Regions from separate parts of the Homo sapiens genome. Here all the other regions are linked to region 4. Evidence: read pairs that join two places in POLR2A ChIA-PET (ENCODE). Cell type or tissue: endothelial cell of umbilical vein. All regions are shown on one strand. Each heading gives the region's core, and the rest is flanking DNA. Links, peaks and the distances in the headings are about the cores only.

Region 1 (5,666 bases), core at 781-4,780, 65 kb before region 4:
GAGACTGTGTCTCAAATAAACAAACAAACAAACAAAAAACTGAAATTCACACTGCATTATTACCTACCAAACAACATTTAAGTAATCTACGTTAGATTATAAACATATGCTTAGACTGGGTACATACCAGGCACAAAATTGAAGCAATTATCTACATAATTGAAATTCGAGGGCTGGGGGATTACCACTCTTCTCACAGTCCATTAGTTGGTTTTGTATGTCCAGAGATTTGGTTGAGCCTTTTCACTAAACATCTCTTCAGGCCTTTGCACTGCTATTCCCTCAGCCCACTCTTAAACCATGTCACGTATGTCCATCTGAGTAACTCAATCCTGACCACCAATCTAGATTCAGCTCAAAGATCACTTCTCCCTGGAGACAGTCCCTGACTTCTATCAATCCCTTTATCCCTGTGTCAAATACCTCTTTGCTTTGCTCTCCACTAAGGAGCCTCCTTCATCCCAGTTTTGAAGCCAGTGAAGACAGGATTCTTGAAGCCAGTGAAGACAGGATTTGGATCTAGAATTCAGCAGATATAAACATTTTAAACTGTGTGCTAGACCTGTCTGCCAAGGTACCTCCCATGCTCAAGACCCTCTGTGTACCAAAGAGCCACGTTCAGAGCCCCGGGATTAGCAAAGCAGCTCTAGGCTATTCTTTGCAAAGTAATGGCCACCATTTCAGTCAGCAGTGGGCATCTAACCTACGGTTTGCCCATTGTTGGAGTAGCCTTGAGATGACAACTTCACCAATAAAACACCTAGAGCAGAAACCACTGAAGTACACAGAATCATGTCGGCCATGAATTTTTTTTTTTTTTTTTTTTGAGACGGAGTTTTGCTCTTGTCCCCCAGGCTGGAGTGCAATGGCGCTATCTGGGTTCACTGCAACCTCCACCTCCTGGGTTCAAGCAATTTTCCTGCCTCACCTGCCTCAGCCTCCCAAGTAGCTGGGATTATAGGCATGTGCCACCACACCCGGCTAATTTCTAATTTTGTATTTTTAGTAGAGACGGGTTTTCTCCATGTTGGTCAGGCTGGTCTCACAATCCCCAGGTGATCCGCCCACCTCGGCCTCCCAAATTGCTGGGATTACAAGTATGAGCCACCACACTCAGCCCAGCCATGATTTTTATGCAAAATGATTGCTGCCTGAACTTGAGAAAGAAATAACTCCAGAAATGATCCCAAAACACTCTATAGATACTTCCAAATCTCAGGTGTAGCATTACCTAAACATAGAAGAAATAAGGGCATATGTCACTATTTCTTTCATTTATTCATGTTTTCATTGATTCAATAATTCATTCAACAAATGCTTATTGAGCCTTCAGGAGATAATCATAAAAATGACATCATTCTGGCCCTCATGGAACTTACAGTTTAATGGGAGAGATAAATATTATATAATCGCACCAATGAATAGAAAATTGCATACAATAATAAATACACAAAGTAAAAGTAAGAATAAAGTGGAACTTACAGTGAAGCCTTCATATAAACAAGTGCTTCAGCATAGAAGGTCTTGCAATAGAAGCCTGAAGAATGAGGTTATAGATAAAAGTATCAGGAAAAATGAAAACATTTCCAAAAACATGTGGAAAGGTCCAGGAGTAGGAAACAGCTTGGAAGTTAAAGAAATAATAAACAGGCCAGCATGCTTGGACCACTAGGACCTGGAGATAAAGCAGAACGTGATGAGACATAGGTGAGCAGAGCCACATCACAGAGGGCCTTGTAGACCACATGCTTAGGTAGGAATTTTGGATGCCACCTTAAGTCTAGTGTAAAGCAATTGAGGGGTTCTAAGCAGGAAAGGCCGATGATAAGACCCACAGCAGCTTAGAGGGTGATAGTGTTGTCTCATTTTGAATAAGAAACCTCAATTTGTTAGGAAAGAAAAATACAACTGTTATATTTTTCCAACACCAACTAACCAACCATGCTCTAGGAAAACACTTCACCTTCACTGGGGGAAAGCAAACCCCTCTTCACCCCATGTCTTATGTGAGCCCAACACCAGGCCTGCCAGCATTGAATGGAGAAGATCTGACACCAGGTATGATATCAAAGAGCTTTTTTTTTTTTGAGACAGAGGCTCACTCTGTCACCCAGGCTGGAGTGCAGTGGTCACTGCAGCCTTTACCCCCTGGGCTCAACTGATCCTCCCACCTCAGCTTCCCGAGTAGCTGGGACCACAGGTGCATGCCACCATGCCCAGCTAATTTTTGTATTTTTTGTAGAGAGGGGGTTTCGCCGTGTCACCCAGGCTGGTCTCAAACTCCTGAGCTCAAGCCATCCTCCCACCTAGGCCTCCCAAAGTGCTGATATTACAGGCATTAGCCACCACGTCCGGCCTTCAAAGAGCTTTTGAATCAGTTCTGAGAAACATTGACTGCTCTCGTGACGGCAAGCCATCTGCTCAAATGCGATAGCACAACTAGAAGATGCTTTACGGGGTCTGCATGAAAAATAGTCAGAGATTGGTTCAAAGAACCCATAAAGTAGTCATGCTGAGCGTCTTGAGATGCTGGCCTTGACCTCATGACACACTCCTGAGTCACTTTCCTAGACCCACTGATCTGGTTAGGACCCACCCACGCCGAACCACAGCTCCCTGTTAGAGCACGTTGCTGTCATCGCTCATTAATGGTCTTATCTCCTGCACTCAGCAGTGAGCTCCACAGAACAGGAAGAGCATGCATCTTATTCACCTAATGCCTAATGCCTGATACAGTGCAGGGCACTTTTAGGTGCTTAGTCATATTGGTGTGTTTCATTTGTGTTATGGTATGCAGCTACGTGTTGTAATTGTTGATTTGATTTTCTATCTCCTCCTGTGAGTTCTTCGCGAGTATAATCCATGCCTCCATCTTTGCGTCTCCACTTTATCAAAGAGGCTGGCTCATAGTTGGCACTTGATTCGGATTGATTAATTGATTAGTTAATTAACGTATGGCTAAAGCAATTAGGTATAAAGGACCTTCCTAAATGCAACCAGCTCTACTTCTCTTTTAGTCAATCACAAGATGCGTAAAACCACATTGTCTGAGAATCTTGCATATCATCAATATTCATTGGTGAGAGATGCTTTCTTAACGCTGGTGTTTTATGCATTTCTACATGTTATTATACACCCCAGAAAAGAGTGCATGTAAAACTGCTGAAGCCTGAATAAAGCCTCTAACTGAGTTAACAATATTGAATCAATTTCCTAATGTTTAGAATGTGCTGTGGTTATGTGAAATGCTGTCTTTGGGGAAAGCCGGGTGAAGGGTACAGGGGATCTCTCCGAATTATTTTTACAACTTCAGTGAGTCCTATATTATTTCAAAATAAAATGTGATAATTTTTAAACACTTTCTGATTTTTATGTTTATACTTTTACATATATTTGCATATATTTCTATAATATCTAAAATGTAGTTGAAATGTCACAAATAATAATTAAATGATGTTATCATATATTACACTAGCATACAGGAAAGAAAATGCCCTAATTTGGGGCACTATTCTTTTTGTCTGGCTAGGTTGGCATTTAAAATATGCTAGGAGAGGAAGGAGATGCATTACTTTTGCCTGATTCAAGCATATTTTCGAAATGATGTTTTCATAAACAAAGTGCCAACAGCTATGATCTTATCTTCTCTCTTCTTTTTATCCTAATTCAGGTCAATAACAAGTATTTCTGCTCTCTTCTGCAGATTCTAGGTTTTGGAAGAGAGGATGCAATTATGAGCAACGGGGAACTGTTAGTGAAAAATTCACCAAGAAGTCAGAGAGTGCCTTTAAACTTCTTTCTACCCAGTGTTGTCCTATTAAGAAAATAATGTCAGTTTCAGAGAGTGATGTTTTAAATAAATAAGGCTAGCGTTTACAGTAGCGCTGGAGTTTTAAATTACATGTTCAAGATCCCATTGTTGGTTACATGGATAACAATGTAGGTGATCACATCTAAACTCTGAAACATGGTAGGCAATTCTTCTACTACCTGAGAGATCTGAAAGCCACCAACAAAAAAATCCATACGGCAGATTAAGGTAAAATTTCAATATGTCTTAAACTGCTTAAACATGTAAGTTCAACCCCCACCCCCCCCAAAAAAAACACTCTTTTAGCATAAAGAGCTGCAGTTTCCAATCCTATTCAATTAATTAGTTTCCTGTAGTCAATCAAATGAAAATTCTGAAATAGCCTGTAGATGTCATAAACCTAAAGTCAAATTCAAAGATGAATGACATTCTCCCACACGCTTCCTTCTTTTTCTGGAAACTGCAAACTCATTAGTAGGTACATCTAAGAAGTATACCTGCCCAGAAGTCCCTGTAGTTTTGTGATAACCTATGTAAAATAAGTTCGGCTCAAGGTATGGCATGGTAGCTTCATCCTACAGACCCACCGGTTTATCCCGGAGAGATTCTGAAGGACAAAGTAAAATAACCAGGTGCAGGAAAAGAGTGCCTCTCTGCTTGCTAAAGCTCATTAGAGAAGGGCATCCATCTTTAGTCCTTCAGGATAATATCCATGAGCTGTAAAAATAGAGTTTTACTTAGTAAAGGAAGGGGAGAATAAATGCAAGAATGTTCTTAGGATCTGGCGTATTGAATCATGAATCAAAGAAGAAGAAACTATAATTACCTCTCGTTCCATCGAACAGAGAAATTTCTTCCACACGATCTTTTGTGTGGCAAGGATAAAGCTTCATTCCAGAGAAAATCCAGTTAAAATATCCCAAAAGAAATAAAATACAAGATCCTGCAGCTCTTTAATGCTTGCTACTGGCCAAATCCTGCAATTAGAATCAGTCACTTTAAGTGCTGAAGTCGTACAACGCTAATAGATCACTTTCTAAAGTGAGCAGTTTTTTAAAGTTGTATTTAATTTTCCATCATTACAGTACTGAATGCCAGTTGTGTCTGTCCATTCTGATATAGGTTCTTAAATCTCCAAAGGGTACAGACTACTGCTTGCCTAGGCATTGCTTAATTCTGGCTTTAATTCTCAGAGACCTGAATTAGAGCTGTAAAATGGAATGTATTTCAACTTTTTCCCTAAATGTGTTTATTTTTATTTTCAAACCAAATGATTAGGGCTCCTTTTTATTTCATAATTATTTTATTTCAAAAAAATAGAAATTGAGGTGAGGTGTGTATGTCTGAATGTGTGTGTGCACATGCACATGTGTGTGTGGTTTTAAGAAAATGAAATGAACCAGAAAATAAGCCCTTAGCAGTAACCTAAGAAATAAAACAAAATCATTTACAACACATGGGATTGTTGCAGGATATGTCAAGATTAGATGGTTTTAAGGGAGCTATCCTGAATGTGGAAGCAATTATAATGAAATTCATGACTCATTAGCAAACATTCCATATTGTGTTTCTCATTTCTGGGTCAATGTTACTAGAAAATATAGACTTAAGATTTAGATGTTTCATTGACTTCAATGCCAGATTATAGATAGTTGGGTTGTACAATGACATAAAGCAAAGACTCCAGGATTTTGAAGTTCTTCACTTCTCAGATATAGGCAATTTGGTCTTAAGATACCTATGAGCAAAGTAACTTCAAAAATGTATTGGTAAGAATTAAGTTGGTGATAGAAGGGTTGTCTGTAAATGTAAAGAATTACCTGGTGCAAATGCATACGGGTGGATGTCGGTGGGG
Region 2 (5,666 bases), core at 859-4,858, 210 kb before region 4:
AACAGGCTCTCAAGAGCCCACTGTGTACCTCTCTTTTAACTCTTCATTTGGTATCATCACACTGGTAGGTCAAAATTGGCTATGGTGGGAATATCACCAAAAGGAAATAAGCCCACAGCATAAATCAGGGCTTTATTCCAAAGTGTCAGTTGTTAAACGCTTCCCAGCACATCACTGGAGGTAAGAAAATTCATAACCAAATTGAGAATCCTGTTTTTAAACAAGTTAATTTAGGGCCACCAAGTCCTGATCATATTTCTTCTATTCCACTGAAAAGATCATGTAGATCTACTGATTTAACATGGTATTGTTAAACCTTCCATACATTTCCTGGGTGAAATTCTGAAGCCACAGTAAGACAAAATAACAAAACAAATTAAATAAAGCCTCTGATGTAGAAGTTTCTCATTAAACTTAAAGTTGCTTATCGTCTGACCTCAATGACACTGATTGTGGAATTTCCATGCATCCTTTTTCTCATATGATTAAAAAAAAGTGAATAGGTTGCTCCATTAGTCAGAAACAATACAGGAGAGTTGATGGGCGGATGGCTGTGGCCGAGATCCACAGGACACCTGGCACCTGTGCTCTACAGATTCCCCTCCCCACACCCATTTTCTCCAGTTCTCATGACAGCTCTGATTTCCTCCCACTCCAATTCTTTTCAACTTATTAAAAAATAGATTTTATGCATAATAAAAACTTTAAAAAATAAATATTAAAAGAGGGAATTTAAGAGTAAGAGTTAGAAACCTGGTTGAGATGAATGACAAATTCTGCCAATAGTTACCATCACTTAAGTTTTAAAAATGGGGAAGACTCCTTCCATTAATATAACTAGCAATGACCACAACGATTCCTTCCTCTTAAGCTTTGGAGTAAAACAACTCTGTATTTAAACTTATATCAAATCACATAAATTCTCCATCTGGAGCCCGATTCTGATAATATGTCCTTTGGGATCCATCTCCCTCTCTGTTTTTACTTGATGTGAATTTATAAATGTATAATGCAATCTTCTGGCTCTTTTGGTGCAGAGAATTTCCATTATAGGGCAAAAGTCATCAGTGTCTTTAAACACTCACACCCACACTCCTAAACAGACAGGAGCATTTTGTCCCATAAGAAACATTTATACAAAATGTAGCATGACCTTAGGACAAAGGAGGCTGACTGTGAAGACTTGAAACCAATAAAGTGAGAGCTGACACTTCGATGATATTTATGATGTGTCAGACATTGTTCCAAGCACCTTACATGTATTAACACATGTAATCTTCTCAAGATTCTTAGAGATAGTAATTGGTATTATCCCTACTTAATGGTAGACAAAATCAGGGCAAAAAGAGGTTACATGACTTTCCTGGTAGCACATACTGGTAAGTAACGGAGCTGGAATTCAAACCCTGCATTCTGGCTCTAAAATTTGTATCACTACACCAGCTCCCCAAATGCATGAGCTGGGATCATCCAACTGCAGCCCAGCAGAAGAGGTGTGCTTCGTTTGCTTAATTGTCTCCCAAAACTACCTCAACCTATGTTTTTGTGGGATCCAGAAACACTCATATCAGAAGGATAATAAATGCAAGCCAGTATACTATAGGTTAGGAAGACAATAAAGATAAATGGGTTTGCTACCAACAAGCTCAGAGTATAAAGAGAAAGACACCACAGTGTATTTTAATAATATAAAGGTTGGGAATATTTAAACTGCCCTTTCAAAAGATACTTTCAGTTACCCCTAAAATAAAACAAACATGTTTTCTCATTTTTTATATTTCTTATTTACATTAATGTTAGATAGCCAATGATAATCAAAGTAAGCACTAAAAAGAAAGTCTACTATGCTGTTGTCTAGACCTTCAAAACCAGAATCTGCCTTTCAGATAATTATCCAGTCCCAGTAATGTGTGGAGAATGGTGGAAATTCTTTAAATATTACCATTTGCATACAAGAATTTATCAATTTTGCATTAAAATTCTGCTTCTAAAACAGTTATTACCTCCACAAACCATAGAATAGATTTTTCTGAGATATATGAGTGAAATACCCATCATATGATATGGGCATTTTGTAAAAGTGATAATGTGAGTGAAATGCATGATGCTCAATCCATGGTTTGAACCCAAGTCTATCTTCATCAGATCTACTTGTCCAGTGTCTTCAAAAGTCACAAAGAAGAACTACCCTGCTTAGCTTTCTATCTCCTACTGACAGCCTGCTAACCAGTTCTCTTTCTCATGCCTTAGGCCCTGACAACGAAGTCTCATCTAATGTGGGGGTTAGAGTTTATATTAAAGGTACATGCAATGTACAGATCTAGATCCTGTACTAGAAATACATGCACAGTGTTACAAAAGTATTAACTGCTGGCTACTTGGAAATGGGCTAAAGACGAGTTTTAGCACGTCTTCATTGAGGAGAGAACATTTGCATTTTGAGAAATACATAAATTCTCCTATAAGGCAGGATAGGTAGAAAATCATAATCCAGACAGTAGTATCAGAACGTGCAAATGCATGGAAACTTGAAAGAACATGGGATGTTTGGGGAACCACAGACAACTCCTCATGCCTACAATAGGTTAATCCTTAAAGTACTTTTCCAAAACTTGGAGGGTTTTTTTGAGGTAGCAACTTTTGAAGCTGTAAAGGAAGGTAGTTGCAAGGTCAGCCAGGGTCTCAGGCATTAGACCAAGAACCATGAAGCTGATTTTGCAAGTAACCTCGATTGAAAGTTCAAACAGGAAGAGAGCATCATATTTGTGCTTTAGAGAGTTCCCATGGTCAGCAACAGGATGTGTACATTGCACAGTTAGGAAGCAACTGGAATTGTCCAGGTAAAAGATTAGAGTGTAAACTGAGAAAGTGCAGCTGAGAAAATTGAAAGGTAACAAATACTATTTAAATCAAGTAGAATTTTACATTTCCCTTATGAAGCATTACCAAAAATATTTAATATGAATCTCTCTTAAATAGAGTACTTCCTGATTTGAGTTATATCTCAAATTATTCCTTTAAGCAGTAAATGCAATTGAAAATTTTTGGAAGTTTCAAAAAAGTCTAATAAAATCTCACAATAAGTTTATCCATTTACTAGATGAAAAAATATATACACTCTGGATGTGAATTTGTACATTATAAAACCAACCAAATGGAGAACAGAAAAGAAAAATGGAACCAAGCAGCTGACTTGTATAAACAATATCATACAAGACCCTATAGCTGAATCAAACGCAATTATACAAAAGCCAGGAGGGGCTGGGCATGGTGGCTCACACCCGTAATCCCAGCACTTTGGGAGGCCGAGGTGGGTGGATCACCTGAGATCAGGAGTTCAAGACCAGCCTGGCCAACATGGTGAAACCCCCATCTCTACTAAAAATAAAAATTAGCTGGGAGTGGTAGCACATGCCTGTAATCCCAGCTACTCAGGAGGCTGAGACTGGAGAATCGCTTGAACTTGGGAGACAGAGGTTGCAGTGAGCCGAGATCACGCCACTGCACTCCAGCCTGGGTGACAGAGCAAGACTCCGTCTCAAAAAACAAACAAACAAACAAAAAACAAAAAAAAAACCTCAATTTTCTTCAGATATTGGGTACTTACGTCCTTCAAGGGAGGCTGGGTCCCACGTTCTTATGGTGAATTCATCACAGAAAGTCTCCTGATTTTTGGAGCCACCACCAATGAAGTTCTCACCAAAGGACAAGAAGGCAAGGACAATCAAGGCCCTCTGGGCAAAGCCTTTATGATTTCTGCCCTTGTTATGCTTTTAAGCAGCCAAATATAGTGGTCATGCTTGGAGCTGCAGAAGCTCTGTAGCAGCTTGGGAAAACAAGACCATCACCTTGAGAATAACAGAGCAGAAAAAAAAGTCTTCAATTTTTGATTATGCCATTGAACTGCTGAAGAAGCCACACTCAGAGATACTTACCGTCCTACCTCCAAACTTTATTATATTAGATAATAAAAGTCCTAATCATTTAAACCAGCTGAATTAACATTTCTATTGGCTGCCAAACACATCCTGATCAACATCTTATATACAGTTAGACACAGGTTTTGGTCAAAAGTGGTTTCACTTCTACTTGGTTTATCTTCCTGATTTGATCACCTCTTGCTAAGGAAACCCTTGACAGCACAGTGTTGGATATCCAGTGACCATTAGATAAATGAGTTTTTCTCAGAACTTTTTATAATTTATAGGAAAACTGTATTTTAAGTTACATTTCAGATTGTTTACTATTGGACAAAACAGAAAAGTGCATCCATTGTAACTAGTCCTGTATGACTGGGGAAGAAAAAATAAATTATTCCAACTCACCTGTTGGACTTCTCTAGGAGCAAGTAAGGTGAGATGGTTAGGATCCATTTCCATTTTTATACATATTCTTGCCATTTTCTACAACATGCTATCTATAGGTGCTGGTACTGTTTTGCAGGTTTGATAGAACAAAATTATGAATTCCATTATGCAGAACCTCCGATTGAGATCAAGAACAGTGGAATGAACATATCACGAAGCTAGAGAATAGTATTCTTTAGAGCCAAAACTTTTCCCACTGGACCATATTGTCTAAAAGAATGAGACGTGGAGGTGCTTTTCTATACTATTACAGACGTTATTAGGGCTGCCACGTGCTTTTCTTAAAGTAACACCACTGTTTATGCTTCAAGGTGGATTTAGGTCTTCCATCTTTTTTAACATTTTTTTTTTGCAACTCTCATATGTTCTTATTGAGCAAAGATTCAGATTAAAGATAGATTCAGTATTATCTTATTGTAAAAATATTAGATTCTCTATCAAATTATCCATGCCACATATGTAGAAAAAAAGAAAAAAATCAGAGCCCATGTAAATGCAAGCATGAGAATACACACTGCGCCCTCCCTGCACAGGATCACGGAGTCAGTAAGAAGTCAAGAGAGGGAAGGCACTCCAGGTAAAGGATTACATGTGGCACAGTGAAGAACAATTCTCTCAAAATAGGAACAACCCTATCTTGAACTAAATTGACAAAATGGGAATGGATTGGAAAGAATTTTTCTTCATTCTCAAAATAGTTATCCAACTACAAGAAAGCAATTGGGCCTCAGAAACAAATGGATCCACGAATACTCATGAGACCCTCTTTCCAGGCCTCACCTTTGCAACTGTCTTCGTGCCTAGTGGTTTTTGTTTCTGTATTTGTTTTTTGTTTTTCTGTTTTTTTGTTTTTTGAGATGCTGTTTTGCTCTTGTTGCCCAGGCTGGAGTGCAATGGCACAATCTCGGCTAACTGCAACCTCCGCCTCCCAGGTTCAAAGGATTCTCCTGCCTCAGCCTCCCAAGTAGCTGGGATTACAGGTGCATGCCACCACACCAGGCTAATTTTTGTATTTTTAGTGGAGACGGGGTTTCGCCATGTTAGTCAGGATGGTCTGGATCTCCTTCCTTCCTGTTATCACAGAGAATGTCGGTTCTTTGACCTATTATCCTACTGGGCTGTTATTACGGACCCAAAGACATTAACATTACTGTCTCTGCTAAACCTGCTCTCACTATTTGAACAATATAGAGAGCACTGGCTTAAGTTTTCACATTGAAAACACTCTTCATCTTCCCCTATACCCTCCAAACCATCACCAGCAATTTCTCAAATTGGAATGAAATAGCAAACAGACTG
Region 3 (5,666 bases), core at 818-4,817, 280 kb after region 4:
CGTACTATACACACAGTTCTTGCAATCTGCTTTTTCCAGCCAATGATCTACATGTATCCATTTCAGTAAATGTTCATCCACTGATATTCAGGCTGTGCTTGGCTTCCATTATTAAACCTACATATCTTTTACAAGGTACATTGCAGAGCCCACATTGAAACTGGCTGCTATGCCTGCGAATCTCTTTCAGTTCAGCACATCTCCTGTCCCGTGACCATGACTTGTTCAACAGAATGGACCAGTGTGTCTGCAGAATGTCCCACTCTTTGAAAGTGTTGGCTTGATTCTAATTCTGCTCTTTTTTAACCATCATAACACAAATCTTTTACTTGGATGTTCTTTTTTTCTTATTTTTTAGCTAGATCTTGTTTAGAGAATAAATTATAATGGTCAGAAAATAAATAAATCAAATGGTCAGAAAGCTGAGTTAAAGTTTTCACAGCACTGTTGCATCATTTACTTGGTACTCCTTTTGGTAGAATCATAAACATTCCCCATTTGAACACATATATTAAAAAGCGAGATTATTCCAACATTTCTTCCCCATCTCTTGCTTTCAGTACTGTGTAAATGAACACAAATTCTTGTTTATAGTATCCTTTAGTGAAAAAGAGAGAAAGAGAGAAAGATTGAAGATTCAATTCCTAGTGGTTTGCTTTGTTCCCAAATAATGCTGTTGATAAGAGGTCAGCACGAATATATTCAAATCTCTTGTAATAATTTGAGATCATTTTCACTGTCCTAATTTCTTGAGAAAGTTATGAGCTGCCCTCCTATGTTATACCTCTGATAATCTTTCCAAAGTTATGATGAAAATGGGTTAGTAATCCAGATGTCAATCATTTCCTCAGTCTCTCTGATTTTCACATATTATTTATTCACACAATTTCATATATTTACATAAAAATTAAAGTGATTTTTTTTTTCAGGGGAAAACCAAGATGGCTTTAAAAAATAACTGTGTACCATGTAATTCTAGTTAGACAGGAGCTTTAATTCTATTTCAAAATTTTATAATCTTTTAAAAGTAACAAAAATTCTCTATCAGTGTTATTGTCTATAATTCATTTATTCAAACTAATATGTTACTACTCTGAAATTGGATATTTAGATTCATTATAAAATAGTAACATTTAAAAATAGAAAATATTTACAGAATGCTTACAATGGTCGAGGCACTGGAATAAGTACTTTCCAAGGATTATTTTATTTAAGTCTCACAAAAATCCTTCAAGGATAGATGCTACTATTATATTCATTCTACATCTGATAGAAAAGATAGAAAAGCTAAAATGTGTTTTTTGGGGGGAAGGAATTAAAAATGCACATTTGGTAAAGAACCTACAGTTGAAATACACTTTGGTGACCTGTACTTTTCAGGTGGGTGTATTTTAAAATAGTCCTCTTTTGAGATGTTGTCTACAGTAGCTGTCTGTCATATGCCTGGATGGAAAATACCTACTTAGGTCAGTAGCATTTCATTCCCCAAACAGAAGAATCCAGGAAATCAATAAAATGTGAGTACTGTCAAACTATTAGCTTTGGTGAGTACTAGGATGGTATTGTTCTGTCCTGTCATTGAGAATATTGTGGATGAGGCAGTTTAGATGAATGGCCTTTTGAGAGGTTTCATAGTAGAAGAGCAGTCTAGGGCTGGCACAATGACTCAAGCCTGTAATCCCAGCCCTTTGGGAGGCTGAGACGGGCGGATCACGAGGTCCAGAGATCGAGACCATCCTGTCCAACATGGTGAAACCTTGTCTCTACTAAAAATACAAAAATTAGCCAGGTGTGGTGGCGTGCACCTGTAGTCCCTGCTACTTGAGAGTCTGAGGCAGGAGTATCCCTTGAACCAGGGAGGCGGAGGTTCCAGGCAGGAGTATCCCTTGAACCAGGGAGGCGGAGGTTGCAGTGAGCCGAGATGGTAACACTGCACTCCAGCCTGGGCGACAGAGTGAGCTCCGTCTCAATAAAAAAAAAAAAAAAAAAGAAGAGCAGTCCAAAGGACTTCCCAACCCATCTTTGGTATTTGCATACATTTTATTTATCTGCCTATGCTAACGTTGATGGGCTAATTCATATAATAGGGACATTTGTTTTGAAAAAGTAGACAGAAAAAAGAGCATGTAAATAACATCCCATTAAAGACTTTTCATTTGTTGTTCTGTTTTCTTTTGGAATAAAACACATAATTTTTTTCTATATAAATATCTTCCAGGAAGTTAATCGCCAGGTTTCTACAAATAAATATTCTGACTATTTTAGTTGTGTAGTTTTAGCCATCACTGTAATGATTCAAAAATTTTAAATTTTAATGCAATTAACAACTAAAATATAAGAATGGTTTAAAAAGCAAAGAGTTCAGAAAATAAATATTATATTTAATTCCTAGAATAAGAGATTCCTGGATTATACGAATTGCTATATATCATGACTCAAATAGCTGATTAGTTCTTTTCTTAGGTGACTACTAAGTATAATCTGGAAGGGAAAAAAAAGGGTGACATGTTATTTCCAGAACTTGGATTTGAAAATGCTTTACAAAGCTATCCAAAGCCAAGGACATTCATTAAAATGCAATTATCTAAAACAATATTGGAGAAGTTATTTAATCATGATAACAGTAAGAGTTAAAGTAAGTAACTAAGTAACTTTTATGCTAAGCACTTTATCTGAGTTAATTTCATCCCCACGACGATCCGTATTATTCCCTGCTTGCAGATGAGGAAACAAGCTTAGTGAGATTGAAGTCATGTCTCCTAATTCTGGGTCTCACAACTAAGATTAGATATTTTGTGGATTTGAAAGTAAGTCTGTTCTGTAAGCCCAAGCCTCTGACTCCTACGTCATAGCAACTCCCAGGCTTTTAAAAGTTCAGCTCGATTTAATATAAAATGTTTGATAAAATGTATTCAATTGTTGACAGCCATCATGGAGCTTCTACTAAGCACCACCAGGTGGAATGAAAACAGGGGCGATAGAAACCATAACTGTTATGTTCCGCCCTCTGGAGGCTTCCAGACAAGTAGAGAGATGTGAAGACTATTATTAAAACCATGCAACTGTCTGTATTAATTAGAAAGGTGAATTTCCGAGTTCAGTTCCCTTTTGCGGGGAAAGGGTGATGGTCAGAAGGGGCAAAAGTCACTGATCTTCCAAGTGAGAAGGTAACAAATGCTTCTTAGGGGCAAAAAGTGTTCAGGTCATGTGCACAGCAAAACTGACAAATGTAAATAAAGATAAGATAGTGCATAATGTTCATTTTGTATCACTCTCTCTTGAGAATCCATTGTGAGTGAATTATTGGACTTGTAATACTAGTTTATCTGTAAATTTTCTAGATTTTATTTCCTTAGCCATTAAATGAAGTATGTTTAGTTGTACATTAAAATACTGTTTCAACATGATGATGTGCAATTGTATATCTGTCAAAATTGAGAGAAAAAGGAGTTAAATGTTATAATCAACATTTAAGATATGAAGAAATTATCTTTAAACTTTGTAAGATAATGAAAAATCATGGGAAGCACTGAATATGTTCTCTATCTTAAATTATTGCTTGGATAATATAGAAATGCAGGTTCTTTCTATATTATTTTTCTCATCAGTTCTCTTTCTTTTGATAAGTATTGGCCACTATATTTTTTTCAGCATGATATTTTCGCCACAAATAAAACAAAGCTCCCTACAACTTCTATGTCTATAAAAATTCCTCATTTCCTCCAACCTAAAAATAAATCTTTTAATGGAGCCCAGAAAACTGAGTATTTGCCCACAAGCCTAAAATCTGAACATTGGGAATTATCAAGATAGGTGTCATTATGGAAAAACCGCCTGCATCAAATCAGTTTCTTACCACCCCCATAGTTTACCTTAATAGAAATTCTATGCCAGAAAATACCATGGAGCCAAAGAGAGTTGAACAATAAATCCTGACATCCAGCGTGCACTTAACATATAGAAGTTGTTCACTTAGTGGCTTTTTTTTTTTTGGCAGAATGCAAATAACTTTATTAAAATAGTATCATTCATAAAATAACACAACAGTAAATATATTATTATAAAGATGAGAAAATAGCTTTTATCAAAATTTATTTTGTTTAATATATAATATTTTCGAATGCAAGATAGCATTGGGTTTGTAAATAGGTTTTTAATTTTTTTAATTTTAATTTTAATATCAATAATTTTTGAAGTACAGGTGGTTTTTGGTTACATGAATAAGTTCTTTAGTGGTAATTTCTGAGCAGTGTACGTTGTACCTAATATGTAGTCTTATATCCATCAGCCCCCTCCCAACCTTAACCCCCAAGTCCCCAAAGTCCATTATATCATTCTTATATCTTTGCATCCTCATAGCTTAGCTCCCGCTTCTAAGTGAGAACATACGATGTTTGGTTTTCCATATTAAGTAGTTTTATATGAAAGAATGAATAATAAACATTAAAAAAACTGAAGCACACATCATCACATTTATAGTGAGTCACACATATTACTTTAAAATTGTCTTATTTTGTTATAATTTAAGTGTCAAAAGAGCCAGAGGGCTGCAAAAACAGAAAATGCTTTACTTCAACTTCAGTTTTATTCTGGTTGTTGTTCTAGGGAATAGAAGTTCGTGGATAAATATCCATAGAGCTGGACTCAAGAAACTTCCAATCAAACTGTGTTTGGTAGGACATTAAAAAGAGCTTTTAATGTTGGGATTTTTCCCTGTAGCTGGTTACATAAGATAGTAGGAATTCATAGTGTAGATTTGTGTGGCTAGAAATGCTTTCTAGACACCTTTTTAAGCCCAAGCTTGAGCAGTTATTAACCTGGGAAGTTTCACTAAGCCAGTTCACAGAGGGTTGGCATAACTTCCAAACTGGCCAGAATGCCAACTTCTACAGGTACAAGGTGGCTTTTGATTTGGATTTCCTATCTAACCAACCAACAGGGCATGCAAAAGGAACATGGAAACAGCACAGAACATGAGAGACCACCATTCCCTGCAGTCCCCTGTTCTTTCAGGGATGCGGGCTGAAGTTTGGTTGTAGTGCAGTCATGAAATAATGAGGAACCTTCCAGGTTAGAAGAACCAGGAAAGCAAGGACCCTCAGCCCCTGCCAGGACCATGTCGGTACTGAAGACTCCACTCACTACCAGACATGGAAACTCTTGGCTCTGACTTTGTTCTGTTCTGTTTTCTTTCCTTCCTCTGTCATTAGGCCTAAGTATGGCTTCTTCCCAGGCTTCTAATACCACCAGGATTCCTTGGACGACAAGAGCAAGAAAAATTGCAAAGAAGAGGATGTGCTTCTAATAAAACAAAAAATTCTCTAATAGGATGGTGGGGGAGAAACTTAAACTTTCTGTAGGTTTTTTTTTTTGTGTGTGAACATCAGACTAAAGACACTTATTTTCTCATAAGACTGTTGTAAGAGTCAGAGGACGTAATACAAGGGAACCATGAGGCACCGGTAATCAGATCACATTCCTTGGATTATTATAATTAGTCATCCACAGTAACGTGGTCCTGCTTCCCACTTCAGCTGTTGCCTGCTCTGCATTTTGATGGCTGGAAGGGAATCCCAGTGCTCCTCTAGCATAGCAAACCGGGTGGTGGACTTGGCAATACATTTTTGTGCAATAGCTGTTGCTAACTGTAGCCTAAGTTTTTATGC
Region 4 (5,359 bases), core at 1-4,000:
CCCACCCCGCCTCCCCCCCTTAAGTTTTCAGTACATAGACATTTGCTCCAACTCCGGTTGGGGCAGTTTGACAGAGCTCTGTGCACACACCTCATGTGACCCAATTCAAACCTCTTAATCTGATGACTGAATTCTTCTTCTTCTTCTTCTTCTTCTTTTTCTTCTTCTTCTTCTTCTGTTTTTAAACTTTCTTCCAGATGCCTGTGGTCTCTCTGATGTAGCCCATGTGGAAAGCTTGCAGGAAAAGTCTCAGTGTGCTTTGGAAGAATACGTTAGGAGCCAGTACCCCAACCAGCCGACGAGATTCGGAAAGCTTTTGCTTCGCCTCCCTTCCCTCCGCACCGTCTCCTCCTCAGTCATAGAGCAATTGTTTTTCGTCCGTTTGGTAGGTAAAACCCCCATCGAAACCCTCATCCGGGATATGTTACTGTCCGGCAGCAGTTTTAACTGGCCGTATATGGCAATTCAATAAATAAATAAAATAAGAAGGGGGAGTGAAACAGAGAAAGAAAAGGCAAAAGACTGGTTTGTTTGCTTAATTTCCTTCTGTTAAGAAAGGATATAAAAGGATGTTACAAGTTTGCTAAAAGAAGAGAGGGGAAGAATTTAATGGACTGTGAATTTCAAAAAAAAAAAAAAAGACTGTCAAATGAACTTTTACAGAATGCATTAAAAAAAAAAAAAAACTCCTGTGTCGGTCAGAACAACTTGCTACTTATCATTTTTGTATAAAAAGGAAATTAGTCTTTTTCTTTTTTTGGTAAATTTTTGAAAAATATTGCTAAAAGTGCATTTAAGGAGATTGGGAGACAATTAGCAGAATGGAGAAAGTAAGTCTTTTTTTTTTCCAAATTATTAATTGTCCTGTGTCTATGTACCTCTAGCTGTTCTTTTTTGTACTTTTCTGGTTCCAAACCAGTTTATTCTGTGGTTCTATAATAAGTTTTGATATAATCTTGGCTTCTTAAAAACTGTGTATCATTAAAATATATGTTCTGCAAGAATTAAAACTGAGTCCATGAAAATACCATAGGAAGACATAAAACTTTAAAAGGCAACTCAAAGATGATGGAAACGCACTTACAAGTGGTGACCAAAATTTTTAGGTGAAGTCGAGCACTCTAATTAGAGAACTGGAGGAACCACATATAACACTTAACTTCCCCTACCCTGCCCCTCCCCAAAAGAAACCATGACAAACCTAGCTTTTAAAAAATATTTTAAGAAAGAGAATGAACTGTGGAATTTATTGGCAGCCAAGGAATGTGTCCAAGACACATGCTGAGGTTTTGAATAAAAAGTGAACTTTTGTAATTTGAATTGGGTCCCGCTTAGTTCTTGAATTGTTATGAAAATCCTATATCTGTTTGTATATTTGCAAACCCTTTGTATTATAATTGTTGATATTTTCCCTTTTTAAAAAATACCATTGAAATCAGCATGACAAAAATAACACTGTTGGCACTTATAGGTAACGTGATTGATTCAGTATCTTAGAGTTTACAGTTTGTGTTTTAAAAAAACTGAAGGTTTTTTTTTTAAGTGCAACATTTCTGTATACTGTAAAAGTTATAATAACTGAACTGTTTGGTCGAGTCTTTGTGTGTTATATTCCAAGGAAAATTGAAAGTATTCAGAAATTAAAATATTATTTGATATCTGAAACCTGGCTGTCCCCACTCACTGTCTTTACATCTAGAAGAGCCCCTGTGAGCTCTCGCTTAGCTGGCCGGGCGGGGGGTGGTGGGGGGGGGCATTTGTTTACTCCCCTCAGTCAGTTTGTTCAAAGGTGGACTACTGTATTTGCCTGTTTAATTTGGGTGTGTGTGTGTTGGGGGGGGAGCTGAAGTTAATGGTTTATCTATGGTTTAGGAAGTGCCATACTGATATAGTAAACCACCCCCATTCACCTAATCCTCCTTTTAATTAAAAATGGATTTTCCAGGAAAAAAAAAAAGGCCCTTATATTTGTCACACTTAAGTGCCTGCTTAGGGAAGGTATTGTGAAAAAGTATTAGAAATCTTGAGATCAGTATCTATTTTATGATCAGAAAAAAATACTCTTTTGTACATTTCTGACAGTTACTCAGAAGATCGTTCAAGCAAGCTAATCACAGCATTGTAACTAGAGGACAGTTGTTTGCAGTGAGTTTTTCCTTAAGTAGGTACGATTTTTTAAAATATTCTGTGATTCTACTCTAGCGTGGTTGTTGAGAGAGTTTCAAATTCAGTGATACAGGTTCTAAGACTGAAAGGTCTACTTTTAATGTATATATGATAACTTGCAGTTGGTTTCCCTCTCCCCTCCCCCCCTTTACCTTCAGTCTGTGAGAGCATGACCACAGGGTCAAGGGAATCTTTTCCATTGGAGTTATGTACATAAAAACACATCGACATTTTGACATTTCAGATTGTGTGGCTACAATCTGTACTGCTCTTGGGATCCTTTGTCCTTAGAAGCCAAATTAAGGAAGAGAAAGCAGGACAGAGAAAAAGAAAGAAGGAAGGAGGGAAACTTTACAGGGTGTGCTGATTTGGAAGTAGTAACTATTTCTTTTGGAGTCTTTTTTTCATTTTTCCTCTTTCTCTTTTCCTGGTTTGGAGGAAGCTCGGTGCTGGGAGCTTGCAATTTTGTTCTTATTCAAGGTTTCCAACCCACCCCCCCACCGCCAGTACTTCATCATGTTGTGGTTTAATTCTAATTGGTGGGGGGGGGGGAGGACTAGTGAGGGAGGTGAAAGAACAGGGATAATTTTGTAAAGTGTATTAAACGTTAATATTCAGATCCAGTCAATACATGCAGACCAGTAAAATCTGATTTGTGCAGAGTTCTCCATCTGACTCTCACTTATTTCTGTAGATATATACATATATAAATACAAGTATGTTCTTACGGCACAGTATTGCTGACCTTTAGTTCGAGGTTTTGTCGGTTGTTGTTGATTTTCTTCCTCTTGCAAGTGCTATCCATGTGAGTGTGTGAAGTTTCTCTAATAAGTAAAACACAGGCCCTTTTCCTTGTTTGTTTTGTGTTAGTTTATTGTAAACAGCCATTTGTTGTAAATTATTATTGGCATTAAATTATAATTTATGATTTTCAAAGCAAAAGACAATCCCTGTTTTATTATGCTTTAAGCATGTGTTCTAGACGTTGGAAATCTCTCTCGCACTCTTAAGTTTAAGCAATGAGCTTGGGGTCTGCGAGGCAGAAAAACAGGACCCAAAATTTTTCAACCGGTTAAAACAAACCCCCTTGTATATGTTTAGAGTGGCCGGAGGAGGATCTGTTTAGAGTCTTGAGTTCGGTTTAAGTTTATTGCATTTAAAGAAAGTTTTTCTTTTCACGCTGAGTTAGAACAAAAGATCTTTGCTGCGACTGAATTGGACAAAAGACGAGGGCTGGGACCCAGCGAGCGCGTTCTGTGTGAAATTGACGAGATCTTTAAAAAAGCTGCTAAACATGGCGACTCTTTCCCTTTAAGTGTCTCTTTTTCCTTGCTGGGTTTTTTTTTTTTTTTTTTTTTCATCTGATCTGAGCTCGCTTTATTTCTTTTCCCAACCCCGCTCCCCCTCCTCCTCGTGGCGCTCGGGGGTGTGAGAGAACCCAGTTAGACGCGAAATGCAACAATAGTGCAAGGAGAGAGAGGGGCGCTCGCTGCTTCTCGCCACTTTCAAACAAACCTGGGGGAAGATTGAGCCCGGGGGGGATTCCAGCCTGCTCGCTCGGCTCGCGGTCGCCCTGCCTCGGCCTTTCACCATTAGCTCTCCCTGGGCCGCGAGGAGCTGGGGCTCAAAGTTAGCGGGCGACGTCCGAGGCTTAGCCTCTAGCCGGCTGCAGGGACGGGGGCCTGGAGTTGGCAGCTGCTACGGGAAAGTGCCTGCCCCCCAGCCCCCGCCCCCACTTACGTGCGGCAGAATTCCGCCAGCGCCCCGGGAAAGTCCGGGGTGCCGGGCGCGCGGAGCTGCACTCCTGGGATGTGCATTAAGCGGCGACAGGCGGGGGGGGCGAGGGCGGGGGCGGGGGGCGGTCAGGGGGAGCTCGAGCGTGTGAAACTCTGCCTCGAATCTCGCTTTTGACTTGGTCCTATGAGCTGAGCCAACATGGCGTCTCCCACTGCACCGCGAGCGCCGGGCTGCCAGGCTCGGCAGGGCCGGGTAATAGAAAACACATTGGTTACCAAAAAGAAAAAAAGGAGGGCGGGGGGCGCTAAAGGCCATTCCGTCTGCAGGCAGAAAACCCTTTTTTAAACTCTTGCTGGCAAGTGAGTCCGGTCCTCGGTTCTTTAATTAAAGCAACAGAATTCGTAAGGAAAATATTGGTAACGCTGTACCTTCTCCCCTCCCCCTCCCATATTCAGGAGAGTTGATTTCCTGTCCCCTCTCCTTCCAAGAACCAAATTAGAAAAATAAAAAGTCTGTATCCGCAAATGATCTTAAATGTTTGAATGGTATAGGGGGATGGGAAGAGGACGGTCTTTACAGACCTCGGTCAGTTCTCGCGCTCATTAATGCAGGGGCTGCGCCGGGGTTTGCGCGGGCCCGAGCGGAGCTGGGGCGCGGTGGGGAGGGCGGAATGCGAACCCCGCTGGACTTGGGCAGAACTTGCTGCTTTTGCACGCCCAAGTTGTGGGAAAGGAGGCTTTCCGGGCGGAGGGTTGATTGGGGGGTGGGAGGGTCTAGCAGGGGCTGAGGGCCGGTTCCAGGCGGGTGGTCGCAGACCCTAGAAATGTGTGAGCCCGCGTGGACTGTGCCCCTGGCAGGAGAGCGACTGCAGCGGAGGACCCTCTTTCTCTAATAGGTTTGAGAGTGGGCAAGGGCGGCCGTGGGACAGACCTGGCCTCCTAGAGAGGGTCTTCTGAGGGCCTCTGCAGAGATAGTGGATCCGGGCCCAGGCTCCCTTCTCGGGCGGATGGGATATCGCCCCGCCACGTCCAGCTCCATCCCCAGCCCCGGCCTGGACAACCCTCTCCCTCAGCCGCCTGGGATACTCTCTGAATTCCAGGCCTCGTCAAGATTTATTGAAGTTGGGCTTAAAAAACGTGCTTCAGATGATTTTTCCCATTTTCTCAGATTTCAAAGGCTCCCTGCAGTGCGGCTGCCTAATTAATGGTGAAATTCAACTAAATCTAATTATGCAGTAATTTTAAAGCAGTTAGTGCTGGGCGTTGGTTTGTAATAGGACCTCAGTTTTTTAAAGTTTGCTTACTGTGTTGGTTTAGGGGAAAGCTATTTTTTGTATGGTAAAGAAAGACCGGGAAGTAGTACTACTGGAGGAACCAGAGGGCTAAGAACCGCTCCCCACCCCACCTCTATCTCCATCCCCAATTCTATCTCGTTTTCCTTCTGTTTTTTCTATCCC

Evidence for each region. ChIA-PET counts read pairs that join two places held together with the same protein. Peaks named below come from ENCODE experiments on the same cell type or tissue, not always from the same donor. Only the 100,000 strongest peaks of a DNase experiment are listed, where the experiment ranks them.
Region 1: POLR2A ChIA-PET joins it to region 4 with 5 read pairs; 13 of 35 experiments call an interaction of 5 or more read pairs at or near these places.
Region 2: POLR2A ChIA-PET joins it to region 4 with 5 read pairs; 3 of 35 experiments call an interaction of 5 or more read pairs at or near these places.
Region 3: POLR2A ChIA-PET joins it to region 4 with 5 read pairs; 2 of 35 experiments call an interaction of 5 or more read pairs at or near these places.

Annotation. Positions count from the first base shown.
Region 1 is chr15:96,271,280-96,276,945 of GRCh38, forward strand. All of the region lies in intron 2 of NR2F2-AS1 (NR2F2 antisense RNA 1), which reads right to left. It overlaps LOC124903584 (a long non-coding RNA gene), which reads left to right. Exons shown (of 2, transcript XR_007064801.1): 2 at 3,704-3,874. Among named protein-coding and RNA genes, the nearest start is that of NR2F2-AS1, 53 kb to the right of the region's middle. RefSeq lists an enhancer at 1,926-3,125. In endothelial cell of umbilical vein, for the core only: no CTCF peak of the experiment used is centred there; DNase peaks (open chromatin) are centred at 2,602 and 3,682; H3K27ac peaks cover 2,767 bases.
Region 2 is chr15:96,128,215-96,133,880 of GRCh38, forward strand. NR2F2-AS1 (NR2F2 antisense RNA 1) reads right to left here. Exons shown (of 5, transcript NR_125738.1): 4 at 3,608-3,848. All of the region lies in intron 1 of LOC112268156 (a long non-coding RNA gene), which reads left to right. Among named protein-coding and RNA genes, the nearest start is that of NR2F2-AS1, 200 kb to the right of the region's middle. In endothelial cell of umbilical vein, for the core only: no CTCF peak of the experiment used is centred there; no DNase peak of the experiment used is centred there.
Region 3 is chr15:96,619,930-96,625,595 of GRCh38, forward strand. No RefSeq gene overlaps it. Among named protein-coding and RNA genes, the nearest start is that of SPATA8-AS1, 160 kb to the right of the region's middle. In endothelial cell of umbilical vein, for the core only: no CTCF peak of the experiment used is centred there; no DNase peak of the experiment used is centred there.
Region 4 is chr15:96,337,151-96,342,509 of GRCh38, forward strand. It overlaps NR2F2 (nuclear receptor subfamily 2 group F member 2), which reads left to right. Exons shown (of 3, transcript NM_021005.4): 3 at 198-3,108. The coding sequence ends at 472. Among named protein-coding and RNA genes, the nearest start is that of SCDAL, 3.1 kb to the right of the region's middle. RefSeq lists a silencer at 3,650-3,944 and enhancers at 3,690-4,209, 4,210-4,730, 4,731-5,250. In endothelial cell of umbilical vein, for the core only: no CTCF peak of the experiment used is centred there; DNase peaks (open chromatin) are centred at 1,650, 2,301 and 2,901; H3K4me3 peaks cover 4,000 bases; H3K27ac peaks cover 3,951 bases.